Regions from separate parts of the Homo sapiens genome. Here region 1 is linked to region 2. The links are chromatin contacts, found by Hi-C or POLR2A ChIA-PET in ENCODE. All regions are on one chromosome and are shown on one strand. Each heading gives the region's core, a stretch centred on a gene start or an enhancer-like site at or near the end of the contact. The rest is flanking DNA. Distances are from core to core; before and after follow the strand shown. Region 1 overlaps OBSCN (obscurin, cytoskeletal calmodulin and titin-interacting RhoGEF). Region 2 overlaps IBA57 (iron-sulfur cluster assembly factor IBA57).

Evidence for each region. A loop is a pair of places that touch in the nucleus more often than their neighbours do. ChIA-PET counts read pairs that join two places held with the same protein, here RNA polymerase II (POLR2A). Pooled maps may share reads with other maps.
Region 1: a loop to region 2 is called in a map of tibial artery, with 2.3 times the contacts of the local background. The contact joins two enhancer-like sites. A Hi-C loop is called at or near these places in 6 of 168 maps with a recorded cell type or tissue (CD4-positive, alpha-beta T cell, CD4-positive, alpha-beta memory T cell, aorta and 2 more), 2 of 37 single-sample maps with no recorded cell type and 15 of 50 pooled maps. POLR2A ChIA-PET finds 5 or more read pairs at or near these places in 10 of 52 experiments (AG04450, CD4-positive, alpha-beta T cell, CD4-positive, alpha-beta memory T cell and 7 more).

The regions. Positions count from the first base shown.
Region 1 is chr1:228,264,610-228,271,031 of GRCh38, forward strand. It overlaps OBSCN (obscurin, cytoskeletal calmodulin and titin-interacting RhoGEF), which reads left to right. Exons shown (of 116, transcript NM_001386125.1): 19 at 3,921-4,196. LOC124904535 (a long non-coding RNA gene) reads right to left here. Exons shown (of 3, transcript XR_007066916.1): 3 at 1,732-4,596. Among named protein-coding and RNA genes, the nearest start is that of OBSCN-AS1, 54 kb to the left of the region's middle. Within about 2 kb of position 4,527, at least 4 of the 41 ENCODE cell types and tissues checked have a DNase peak (open chromatin) inside an H3K27ac peak, as active enhancers do.
Region 2 is chr1:228,176,578-228,183,261 of GRCh38, forward strand. IBA57 (iron-sulfur cluster assembly factor IBA57) reads left to right here. Exons shown (of 3, transcript NM_001010867.4): 3 at 1-5,680. Among named protein-coding and RNA genes, the nearest start is that of IBA57, 14 kb to the left of the region's middle. RefSeq lists a silencer at 2,271-2,565. Within about 2 kb of position 2,339, at least 7 of the 41 ENCODE cell types and tissues checked have a DNase peak (open chromatin) inside an H3K27ac peak, as active enhancers do.

The DNA of each region.
Region 1 (6,422 bases), core at 3,277-5,776, 90 kb after region 2:
GTGCGCAGTCACACCTGCGGGGCACCTTCCTGGTTTTCTTAGTGTCCAAGGAGGCTCGCTGCCCCTGGCACTGGGGGTTGAGGTGGACCGGGTGTCTGTCACATGCACAGAGGTGAATGTGCTGTTGTTGAATGTCTGGTAGCTCCTGAGTCCTCACCCTATGGAGCATATGGCTCTTGCCAGGGGGAGGGGAGATGCCTCCATTTCATCCAACCAAGATCATGGGAGTTTTCAGTCACCGAATTGTCCTTGGAATTTTCCCAAAACTAAAATTTGGCTTATCATAGTTTTAGAGAAAGGGGAACACTCTTCCCTCTTCCCATATGTTACAAAATGTAGATCCCTGATTTGTTGTGATTGTGTGAATCGTAAGGAGTGGCGCCCCAGTGGAGATGTGCCTGCAGTGCATCCATGGGCTTAGAATACTATTTCTAAAACAAAGCATGTTTTCCTTTTGTCCTCAATTGGAGTATTTGGTGTCAGTGTTCTTGTAGTTTGATTTAGAAATGGAAAAGAATAAGTAGAGTAGGTGACACCACCACACTTCGTCAAAGGCGAGTTCCCTTCATAGCAGCCTCTGTTTGACATGTGTATTTACTTTATAGAATTTCCTAATGGTTACTGTGTTTGAGCCTCCATGGCTGCTTCATAGAGAAGTCTGAGAAACAAATTTATTTTCCTTTCATTAAGACAGTCTTACTGTCCAGTAACCCTGGCTGTAGGTACTACACTGACCTCTAGATGCCACCACATAACAGTTTGTTATTGCATCAGCATAGAGTGGTTTTGGGGGTGTATATACACCCAAAACCTCACTCTGTATTTTTGTCAAATTTTAAGAGAATATGACAAATTATTTTATAGAAATACATTTGTGGTAATAAATTTTATAGTAATAAATTTGAAAATATTGACAATTTGGCCAGTTCCTAGAAATATATCAAAAGTGACACAAAAATAAGTAGATAACTCTAGTAGTCCTAGAAACTTAAAAAAATGGAACCATGAAAACCATCTGCTCATAGCAAAAGATGTAAGCCTGGTGGCTCTAATTGCTAAATTATACTAAATATTTAGGAAAGAAATTATTCTATGTTCATACAGATTCTTCTACTAGGGAACAGAAAAGCAGATATACTCCCCAGATAGTCTTGTAGAAACATGATATAGCCTAGGGCAGTGGCTCATGCCTGTAATCCCAACACTTTGGGAGGCCAAGGTAGAAGGATCACTTGAGCTCAGGAGTTCGAGATCATCCTGGGCAACATAGCAAAACCCTGTCTCTAAAAAACAATTAAAAAATTAGCTGGGTGTTGTAGTGGGTGCCTGTAAGTCCTAGCTACTTGGGAGGCTGAGGTGGGAGGACTGCTTGAGCCCAGGAGGTTGAGGTTATAGTGAACTATGATGGCACCACTGCACTCCAGCTAGGTCAACAGATTGAGACTCTTGTCTCAAAAAAGAAAAAAAAAGAAAAATAAGAAATATAATATGGATATCAAAATATGACAAGGAATGTTAACAAGGATTAAAATTTTAGACCAATCTATTATGGATATCAAGGCAAAATATTAGCAACTGAATTTAGCTATCTATCAAGAGGATAAGACCCTCTAAGGAAGGATGTAGTCCCAGAATGCAAGGCTGGTTTAGTTTTAGAAACAAGTGCATCTATATAAAGGATGATGGAATTGGATGCAATGAAAAAATTATGTGATCTCAATAAATACAGAATACAATGTTTGATTAAATTTAATATTAAAGTTCAGAGGTAATATTTGATAAAATTCAGCATCAATTCATGCCATGAAATTCTTAACAAATTATAAAGTATCGTTCTTTAATCTGGTCAGTGGTACTGCAGAAAACACCAGGTAACTGCATATTTAAAGAGAACCTTGAAAGCTTTGCCTTTGAGATAGGAATCAGCACGTAGAAGCCAACCATCCCAACTTCCATTCAGCACTGTACAGCAGAGAAAGGAGGAAAAGAAAAGAAAAGGTATAACACTTGGAGAAAAACATAAGTGGGATTCACAGATTATATGAGTATCAATTCAGAAAATCCAAAAGATAGATAAATAATAAGATAAATAATAAGTTATAACAAATAATATGAGAGTTGAGAAACATCACATAGAAATTCAACATGCAGAATACACATATATATGTATGTATGTATATACGCATACACACACACACTAGCAACACAGTTGTAAAATGAAATTTTAAAAGATTTACAAGAGCGTGAAAAGCATCAAGTATAGTAAAGATGTCTGATACCTCAGTGGAGGAAAATTGTCAGATATTTTTGTTGTTGAGTCAGGATCTCACTCTGTCACCCAGAGTGGAGTTCAGTCGTGCAATCATGGCTCACTGCAGCCTCAACCTCCTGGGCTCAAGAGATCCTCCCACCTCGGCCTCCTGACTTGATGAGAATACAGGCGTGCACCACCATGCCTAGCTAATTTTTTAAGGAATTTTTTTGGTAGCGACAGGGTCTCACTATTTCGCCCAGGCTGGGCTCAAACTCCTGACCTCAAGCAATCCTCCCACCTCAGCCTCCCAAAGTGCTGGGATTACAGGTGTGAGCCACTGTGCCTGGCCATTGTGAAACATTTTTGACAGACAGTAAGAAGACCTAAATAAATAGAAACCCATGGAAGACTCAAATATGTTAATGCCCAGTCAAAACCCAAGCAAATGTTTCTCTTTGGGGAGGTGAACGTTGAGAAGCAGATTCTGAAGGCCAAGTGGAGTAACACACTCTTGAAGAGCCACTTGTGAGCATTTGTCTACCAGATATCAAGAACATTCAGCTGCAGGAATGGAGACAGCCAGGCACAACACAAGGACAGTTGTCAGACCAAAGGGACAGAATCGTGAGCTCATGATCAGACCCAAATACATGGATTCTCCCTTTTATTGCTTCTTGTTTTTTTTGTGTGTGTGTGTTTTGTGTGTTTTTTTTTTAACCTTCACACCTGCACAGGCAGTGGAGAAAGGATGATCTTCTAAAAAAAAAATAGTTCTTTGATTGTTTAACCTTACAAAAATTTAGACTAGTAACTTATTTCACACTGAAAAGTGAGTTCCAGGAAGGTTAGAGGCCACAGAGTATAAAAGGTAAAACCATAAAGCCTCTAGATGCTAACATAGATTGCTAAAAACTTCAGGGAAAGGAAAGATTTCTTAAAACTAAACAGTGGAACAATGGTATATTTAACTACATTAAAACTAAAACTTTAATTTGTCAAGACATCATTTGAGAGCGAAAAGGCCGGTCAAGGACATGGGTAAGATGTTTACAAATACACAGTTATCATTTGCTAGCATTTAAAATATATAAAGAGTTCCTAAAAATAAGGAAGGAAAAGACAGAAAAGGCTACTGAAAATTGGACAGAAGCCTGAAGAGCGACACCCCAGAAGAGCTGACGTAATGGCCAGAAGTGGTGGAAAGGGCTCCACCTTGCATGTCACCAGGCAATGCATGACAAAGCCCAGGCCTTCCCCGCAGAGGCCAACGCTGACCCTCCTGACAGTGGCAGGACTGGAAGCCTCAGTACTCTGGGGCCCTGCAGTGAGGACACGCCCTGCCCAGTCCCATGGGGAGACCCTAGCATATCCTTGAAGGGAGCTGTGTAAGCATTAGGAACCCAGTCCCTGCACTGGAGGAGCTCGTGCACGGAGGGTTTGTCACAACTGCCCCGCCTGGAATAGCCCATGGCACTGCACAGTGGATGGAGAAACTGTGATTCTTGTGCTGGGAGGTGGTGGGGCTTCTCCCAGCTACATGGCCAGTGCCAAGCTTGGGAAGGTTCTGTTTCTCCTACTTTCTTGTCTAGGCCCTCCTACCCTAGGGTGGTCTTCCTGACCTGGGCAGTATCTTTGACCTCGTGTGTCCCTCCTTGTCCATCCCCAGAGCCCAAGGTGGTGTTTGCCAAGGAGCAGCCAGCACACAGGGAGGTGCAGGCTGAGGCGGGGGCCAGTGCCACGCTGAGCTGCGAGGTGGCCCAGGCCCAGACAGAGGTGACGTGGTACAAGGATGGGAAGAAGCTGAGTTCCAGCTCGAAAGTGCGCGTGGAGGCCGTGGGCTGCACACGGAGGCTGGTGGTGCAGCAGGCGGGCCAGGCAGAGGCCGGGGAGTACAGCTGCGAGGCAGGGGGTCAGCAGCTCTCCTTCCGCCTGCAGGTGGCAGGTCAGTGCTTTGGGGATGCTGAGTGAGCCCTGTTTGTAGCTGCTGCTGTGACTGGAGTAGAACCACTGCTGACCCAGTGGGCTTTCCATTAGACTCCATCCCTCAACTTCTCCCATCCTCTCACCTCCTATTTTTATGCCTGTGGTGGAGCTGGGCTGCTTAGTGGGGAAGGGAGTGAACGGAAGGGTCAGGGCCCTCCTTGTCCATGTTGGGTGGTGTTTCTGTGCAGACATGCTGGGTCACATTTTCCCAGTACCTTCTCCAAACTACCGATGTCCCGAGGTGTCCAGGACTCTGGTCCTATCTAATGCATGAGATGGCGGTAAGCCAGACGTCCCTCCCTCGGGGATACTCCTGCAGTCCCTGCACGGCCTCATCTGGCCCCATGTGAGGGCTCTCCCTGTGGAAAGAGATTTTAATTCGTTGAGTCAGGGTGTAGGGAAATTCCAGCCACACAGTCTTATTTGGAATTATATCAACACTGAACACTGGGTTCCCAAAGTTTTCAGTGTTCTGGGACACACTTCTGTCCTTCCCTGTGGATGTAGAAGCCCTGTCAGAGCCCTGACTAAAACCCAGATCCACAGCGTTAGTGTGTGCAAAACGAGTAAAGAGCAGCACATTGGCAGGTGCGCACACGTGACGTTGGAATTCCATTTCGGAAGCCAATCTCACTTTCCTTTTGCATTCTGTTAGAATGTTCTGTGTCTGAATTCCCCTTGGAATTTGGATAGATTTAAAAGTGATAGGAATAAGTAGCTGGTGTTTCTAGCCTCCGCCTCCAGGCGGGTGAGGAGGTGACACCTGAGAATTCCTCCCTCTCACCCCTGACCCTGCCGGAAAGCGAAACTGAGATGCGGGCATTGGGCCCTGGGAAGCGTGGGGAAGGGGAAAGGAGAAAGCCAGGTGGGTTTTTAGGTCCCTTCCAGTGCCACACTGTGGGGTGTTGAGGGGCCGCGCGAGGCAGGCCCTTCCATGAGGCCTGGACTGGAGGCCTTCTCTAGGCGCCGGCGTGGCCTGGGCCGCCTGCCGCCACGCAGGGGCCGCACGCCTGGGCCCCAGGGCCCCTTTGCCGGCGGGAGGCCGGGGGGACCGACTGCTCTTGGCGCCCGGGGTCAGGGGAGGCCGGGAAACCTCGGCTCCCGGGCGACAGGCACCCAGGCCCTTCTCAGCCCCCCGGCCGCGGCCGCGCCGGGCCTCGCTTCAGCCGGGCGATTCTTCCCCTCATTTGTTGCATTGTTTGCATTAATATGAATATCTTGTTCTGTTTGTTTTGTCTCCTGAGAGCCAATAAAGCTGTGTTTTTTCTTTACACCAAAAAAAAAAAAAAAAAAAAAAAGGAATAAGTAGCTTATGGCACAGTGACACACTGGTAGAATTAAGTTATGGTGGTAGCAGTCGCTGACTGGGGAAGCCATATTTACATCATCCTGTTTCCTTGATGAGTCCTGTGCCTGCCCCCTCTCCAGCTGATTCATAGGAAGTCTGAGAATGACCTTTACTTTCCTATTGTTTGTTAGGAGAGTTTAACTTCAAACTCCAACCCTGAGCCCTGAGTGCCACCACATAACAGTTGGTGTTATATATATCTAAAATGGTTTACAAATGTGTAGATACCAAAAATACTCACTGCAAGTAAATTTGAAAAGTGTTAACAAATTATATAATTTCTAGAAACCAAAAACAGACTTAAGAAATAGATAACCTATATGCAGTTATCTACTGTTACTGAAGTTATCTCAGTTACTACAACCTAGTAAAAACTAGAACCGGTAGCGAAAAATCTTCTCATCAAACATGTGGCCCTACTGAGAAATTCTTCCAAACGTTCTGGCCAGAAATTCTTCCATGTTCATGGAAATTCTTCTGGAGAATGGAAAAAGGAAGATATACCCTCTAACTCATTATATGCAGATAGCTTAATGCCATGACTAAAATCTGGCCAGAAGATAGGAAGTTTGCACATTGTAGATCAAAGAATTATGGATATCATGGCCAATTTTTTAAACAAAACATTAGTAAACTGAATTCAGCAATACATCAAGACAATCATACAGGATGATGAAATTCATAGTCTAGGAATGAGGGCTGCTTTCATGTTAAAAACATTAGAAAATCATGATATGTGATTGAAATTTGAAAACAATGTAATTATCTTAAACTCAGAATAAAGTACCATATTTGATAAAAATTTAACCTCATATATTCAGAAGAAATGTCTGGCAA
Region 2 (6,684 bases), core at 1,089-3,588:
AAGGACAGCCCCATGGCTGTGAGCTGTCGGCTGCAGGGCGCAGGGCCTGGGGGGCAGGCGTTTGGGCCACCAAGCTGGACGTTAGGGTGGCCACAGAGGGCCAAGCAGGCAGGGAGCCTGTGCCGCCATCCTGGGGGGCCACAGGTGCTCTCTAGAAATCTGCAGCCATGGCGGTTTTGGGGTCAGGGGTCTAAAGGCAGCTCTGAGCTGCAGTGTAGTTTGTGATCACCCAGGAGGAGGGTGTAGAGCGGATGGACGGGAGGAAGCGGCTGCAGCTGGAGGGAAGAGAGGGGCCGTCCAGCCTCACCCGCTGCAGTCAGCTCTCCTATGGGCAAGGAAACAGCTAGGTGGCCCTGACCCCTGCGGTCCTGAGAGCCGGTGGCCTTCAGCCCCTCTTGGACAGGTCATGGTCTGGAAGCGCCCAGCGCAGGATGGATTCCAGACCAGCATCCCTGCAACCTTTTCAGCCCCACTGGCTGCTGCTTTAAACTGGCATGGAGACATTTGATCAGCTTCCCAGCCAGTTTTCTCTCCAGCTCAGCCAGGAGTGGGTGCCTGTGGCCTGTGTCACCAAGAGCTGGTGTCTCCTGCATGAGGGGCATGCACCCCTGGAATGAGGGTCTGTGCCTCGAGCTCAAAGTGTCCCGGCTCTGTCATCTGCCTGAAGTTGCCTGGCTTTTCCAGTGGGGCCTCCTTGAGTGCTGCAGCATCTGGGAGCATCCTAGCCTGTCCCGTGGGTGTGGCTGGGTGAGGGCTAGGAGGTGAGCCAGGAAGGAAGCACTCCACTCCAGAGTGAGGTGCCGCCTGAGCCATCCTGTGCCCCCTCAGTGTCTTCAGGTCTCTGCAGGTGTCAGGATCTCAAAATACTTGGTTCAGATCAAACACATTTCGTGTTCTTCTGTGTCCTTTTTTTTTTTTTTTTTTTTTTTTGAGATGGAGTCTTGCTCTGTTGGCCAGGCTGGAGCTCAGTGGCACAATCTCTGCTCACTGCAACCTCTGCCTCCCAGGTTCCAGTGATTTTCCTGCCTCAGCCTCCTGGGTAGCTGGGACTACAGGCACATGCCCCATGCCCGGCTAATTTTTGTATTTTTAGTAGAGATGGGGTTTTACCATGTTGGCCAGGATGGTCTCAATTACAGGCATGAGCCACTGTGCCCAGCCTCTTCTGTGTCTTTAAAAAGGAAAGTGTCAGTCAACAAAAGAGCCCCTCTGTCATACAAACCAAATCAGTTTTCACCAAAATGTCCTTAGTCCTCTCAGAAAGGCCTGGCCTTTAGGACCTTGGAAGCAGGCCCTAAAGCGCATCGGCAGGGTCAGAGCTTTGTGTTCAGGAACACTGGGATCTGCTGAGAGCTGGTGTAGCCGCTCCAAAACTGCACACTGCTTTTCCTGTCTGCTTTAGTTTGTGTTGTAAAAACATAGGAAGTTCGTGTGTGTGTGTGTGTGTGTGAATTCAAGGCATAAGGTGCAGTTGTGTTATGTGGGTATAGTGCATGGTGGTGCAGTCTGGGCTTCTTACCCTCACACCTCCTGCCTCCCCTCGTTAGAGTCCCCCACATCCGCCTTCCACTTTCTGAGCCCACATTGCCTGTTGGGCAGCTCCTGGTTATGAGGCAGGACGTGTGGTGTTTGACTGTCTGTTTCTGAGCTGTTTTACTTAACACAGTGTATATGGTGCATCTTTAGGAAAGCATGCTTGTATTTTCCTTTCAAAGCCAGATATGGGCGGGTGTGGTGGCTCATGCCTGTGATCCCAGCACTTTGGGAGGCCGAGGCAGGAGGATTGCTTGAGCCCAGGAGTTTGAGAGCAGCCTGGGCAACATATCAAGACTCTGTCTCTTAAAAAAAAAAAAATTAGCCAGGCATGGTGGTCCACACCTGTGGTCCCACCTATTCGGGAGGCTGAAGTGCGAGGATCACTTGAGCCCAGGAGGTTGAGGCTGCAGTGAGCTGTGATTGTGCCACTGCACTCCAGCCTGGGCAACAGAGCAAGACCCTGTCTTAAAACAAAGAAAGAATAAAAAAGAAGAGAAGTTGCAGTTGGTAGTATTTCCAGAGCCCGGCAGACAGTGTAGAAACTGTGAGAAACCCACCTCCAAATCAGGCCTTAGATAGAAAACATCCTAAGAAGTATACGTTCATTGTAAAATCATTATCATCATCATCTTCTAATCCCCAAGGAGACAAGCTCCCTGTTCTGTGTTCTTGTATGAGGCGGTCAGTCAAGCGCAGCCCGAGAGGAGAGGCAGGAGCCTGGGAGAGCCTCTGCTAGACCTTTCCTGGCACTTCCCCAGGAAAGGCAAGGCAGGGCAGATGTGCGGCTGGCCAGCTGGAGTGATTTCCATGGGCTCCAAGCTGTAGGAGTGGTCCCTGGCTGCCAGAGTGCTCTGGCCAGATAGAGGTGGGCTCTGGACTGGTGAGGCTGCATTGCGGAGGCGCGCACACCCAGCTGGGCCCTTATCTGTAAGGACTGGCTGGCCTGGGAGGGGCAGTCTCCCAGCCAGAAGGTGGAATTTTTTTTTTTTTTTGAGATACCAAAACATCCTAAGGTACAGGAAAGAAATTGTCAACACACACACACAGTACCATAAACAAGGCCCAGCAGAAAGGCAGACAGAAGCACACACACCAATGTTCTGATCTTAGAGTAAGCAGACACATCACATGGAATGAGGATGTTTAATATATTTAAAGAAAACAATTTATGCACAGGAAGCAAGAGACTATAAAAATGACCAAGCAGATTTTAAAAAGAGAACTTGTTGAAATAAAAATAAAATACTCTAAAAAATATTCCATGATGTGTTTCCTGAAGAATCGGGAACTGTTTGAAGAAATGACCCAAAGTGCAGCACAGAAAGACAGAGCTGGAAAATATGAGATGGGATGAGACAAGAAGATGGAGAGTTTAGTATGACATCCGCAATTTACGAGTAATTCCAGAAGGAGGGGAAAGAGAATATGGGGTGGAGGCAAGTATTCAGAGAAATACGGCTGAGAACTTTCCCAAACCAACAGGAGCCCCTGCTCCTTAGGTTCAGGAACCAGCAGCTCCCAAGCAGCATAGTTAAAAAGCTCTACCCAAACAGTCACGTCTTGGTGAAAGTACAGAATCTCATGACAAAGAGATCTTAAGGCAGAAAAGAAAGAGATTATCTGGAAAGAAGAAAATAAGTAGTTGATTAAAAGCAACAGTGGAAGCCAGAAAGATAGTAAATAATATCTTCAAAGTCCTGGGAGAAAATAGTGATAGCCTAGAATTGTGTACCCAGAAAATCCGTCTTTCAAGAATGAGGGGCCAGGCGCAGTGGCTCACGTCTGTATTCCCAGCACTTTGGGAGGCCAAGGCAGGTGGATCACCTGAGGTCAGGAGTTCAAGACCAGCCTGATCAACATGGTGAAACCCTGTCTCTACTAAAAATATAAAAATTAGCTGGGTGTGGTGGCATATTCCTGTAATCCCAGCTACTCGGGAGGCTGAGGCAGGAGAATCACTTGAACCCAGGAGGCAGAGGTTGCAGTGAGCCAAGATTGTGCCATTGCACTCCAGCCTGGGCAATAGAATGAGACTCTGTCTCAAAAAAAAAAAAAAAAAAAAAAAAAAAAAGAGGGCTAAACGCATTTTCATACCACGAAACTGCCCTCACTCCGGAGTTTGCTGCCAGCAGAGCCTAGAGCGTCTAAGGCATGTCTGGGCTTCTGGCGAGGGATCCTGTGGGGAAGCTGGAGATGGAAGAAGGAGTGAATAGGCAGGAAGGTGGATTTGTGGGCATGTCTAAAACACCACATCTAGAAGCTTCTACTTAGAATGCCTACTTTTGGAGTTTATAAAAAAGATGCCACATGTTGAGTTGGGAGAGAGGTGCCCAAACCTACAGTGTTCTAAAGTCCCCCTACTGGTCGGAAGGAGGGCACGGACACTGACTTCAGCATCTGTTACAAGGCTTATCAGAGTTTTCAGATAATCTCTAAAAGAATGGAAATATATCTTCCAAACTATAGAGGGAAGACCATGGAATTTAAAAGCCAGTCCTTCAAGGAGAAATGAACAAACTCAAAATCGTAGTTGGGAGTGTTTTTTTTTTTTTTGAGACAGAGTCTCACTCTTGCCCAGGCTGGAGTGGAGTGGCATAAACACAGCTCACTACAGCCTCAACCTTCTGGGCTCAGATGATTCTCCTGCCTCAGCCTCCTGAGTAGCAGGAACTACAGGTGTGAGTCATCACACTCAGCTAATTTTTTTTTTTTTTTTTTACTTTTTGTAGAGATGGGGTTCTCACTGCATTGCCCAGGCTGGTCTTGAATTTCTGGGCTCAGGTGATCTTCCCACCTCAGCCTCCTGAGTAGCTGGGACCACAGGTGCATGCTAATTTTTAAAATTTTTTGTTTTTAAATGCTGGTCTTCAACTCTTGTCCCCAAGTAGCTGGGATTGGGGCATGAGGCACTGTGCTAACTTCATGTTGAAATTGAATTGCCATTCTAACAGTGTTAAGAGATGGGGCCTGTAAGAGGTGATTAGGCTGTGAGGGCTCCACTCTCCAAGGGCGGAGTTAATGTTATGAAAGGGTAAGTCCAGCCCGCTTGTGCCTCTCTTGCCCTCCAGTGTTCAAAGCACCATCTTGGAGGTGGAATTCCCAAGTCGGCCAGTTCCTGGATCTTGGACTGTCCGGTCTCCAGAACCGTGAGCCAATAAACCTCTGTTCCTTGTAAATGAGTCAGCCTCAGGTATTCTCTTGTAGCAGCACAAATGGAGGCAGACACTTCCTTCACCAATCTCATGGGAGGCCCACTCCTGTGAGCTGCCTCTAGTTCCCCAGGCCACAGACTCCATCAGGGCTCACCTGGAGCCGTCCCTGTCTCACCTGGAAGCTCTCCCACTCCTCTGGCCAGCCTGGGCATCTCCACCCAATATGAGTGATGGCGACTGATTCCCTTACTTTAGCAAGCTGGGAATAAGGAATGTTTGCCTGTTCTTATTCAGGGGTCTCTGCATCTCCACACTTGCACAGGTTGTGTGTACATACATTTTCCTGTCTTTCTGGTAAGCCCCTGGGGTGGAGCTCTGGGCCACAGGGCAGGAAAACTCAGTGTTGCTAGGAACTGCCAGACATTTTCCCGGAGTGAGTGCAGCATTTACATTCCCACCAGAAGTGTGCCAGGTTCTTGTCATACTGCGTCCTCGCCAGCGCTTGGTGCTGTCAGTCTTCTTAGTTTCCATTTAGAGATTCAGTGTTTAAATTTTGAACGTCTTGGGTGAACACCTTGGTTTGAGAAAAGTAAGAAAAAGGGTCTGTCTGGCTATGGGCCATGGAGACCCAGGGCAGTGCTCCACGTGCCAACCCTGGGGCAGGGAGCCCAAGCTAGGACTGTGACTGTCTGGGCTGTGGGCATCTGACCATCTCCAGTGTCCCCGTCTTTGATTTCCCTGGCGATGGTGCTAGCTTAGTTTGTGCGCATCGGCATTTGTGGGAGAAATGAAGGATTAATACATTTTGTTTTATGTCAGACTCTCTCAGTGAGAAGTTCTCAGGGACAATAATAGCAGGGGGTCCTGCTGAAGAAAAACTGGGAGATGGCTGAGCTCTGGTCCATCTTTCATTGATTCATTCATTTCTTCATTCATTCAACCATGTATTGAATGCTTATAGCCAATGAAAATAAAGTACACAGTATATTTTATTGCTACGGGCTCTATGGTGAAAAATGAAGCAGGAAAGCGGGACAGGGTGTGTGTGGTGGGGACGGGGTGTGTATGGTGGGGACGGGGTGTGTGGTGGGGGGACGGGAAGTGTGTGGTGGGGACGAGGTGTGTGGTGGGGACGGGGTGTGTGTGGTGGGGACGGGGTGTGTGCGGTGGGGATGGGGTGTGCGGTGGGGACGGGGTGTGTGTGGTGGGGAGATGGGGTGTGTGTGGTGGGGACGAGGTGTGCGGTGGGGACGGGGTGTGTGTGGTGGGGAGATGAGGTGTGTGCGCTGGGGACGGGGTGTGTGCGGTGGGGACGGGGTGTGTGTGCTGGGGACGGGGTGTGTGCGGTGGGGACGGGGTGTGTGCGGTGGGGACGGGGTGTGTGCGGTGGGGACGGGGTGTGTGCGGTGGGGACGGGGTGTGTGTGGGGGGATGGGGTGTGTGGGGGAGGACGGGGTTTGTATGGTGGGGACGGGGTGTGTGGTGGGTGGGGTGTTTGTGGTGGAGACAGGGATGGGGCGTGTGAGGGCACTGGAGGTGTGGATAGCAGTTGGATGCCCAGCTGGGGGTAGGCAGTCTGGAGGGTCCTGAATTTGGGAGCTCAGATGTGTGGGCCACCCGGACATGCTGGAGAAGGGCATTTGGGGAAAACGGCTCTGAGGGGTGGACACCTGCCCTCTGGCCTCACCAGCTGTGGACAGGTGTGTGCTGATTGTGTTTCTGGTCTTTTAAGGACATCGTGCTGGGCTGCAGATGTTGCTGTTTTTTAATTGAAACTTTATTGCCCGCTGGACATGGTGGCTCATGCCCCCTAATCCCCACCTAACCCTAATCCTAATCACAGCACTTTGGGAGGCTGTGGTGGGAGGATCACTTAAGCCTAGGAGGTTAAGACTGGAGTGCTGTACAATCGCACCACTGCATTCCACAGCCTGGGCAACAGAGGGGGACCCTGTCTCAAAAAAAAGAGAAACTGCTGTTGCCATAATAGTTGTAA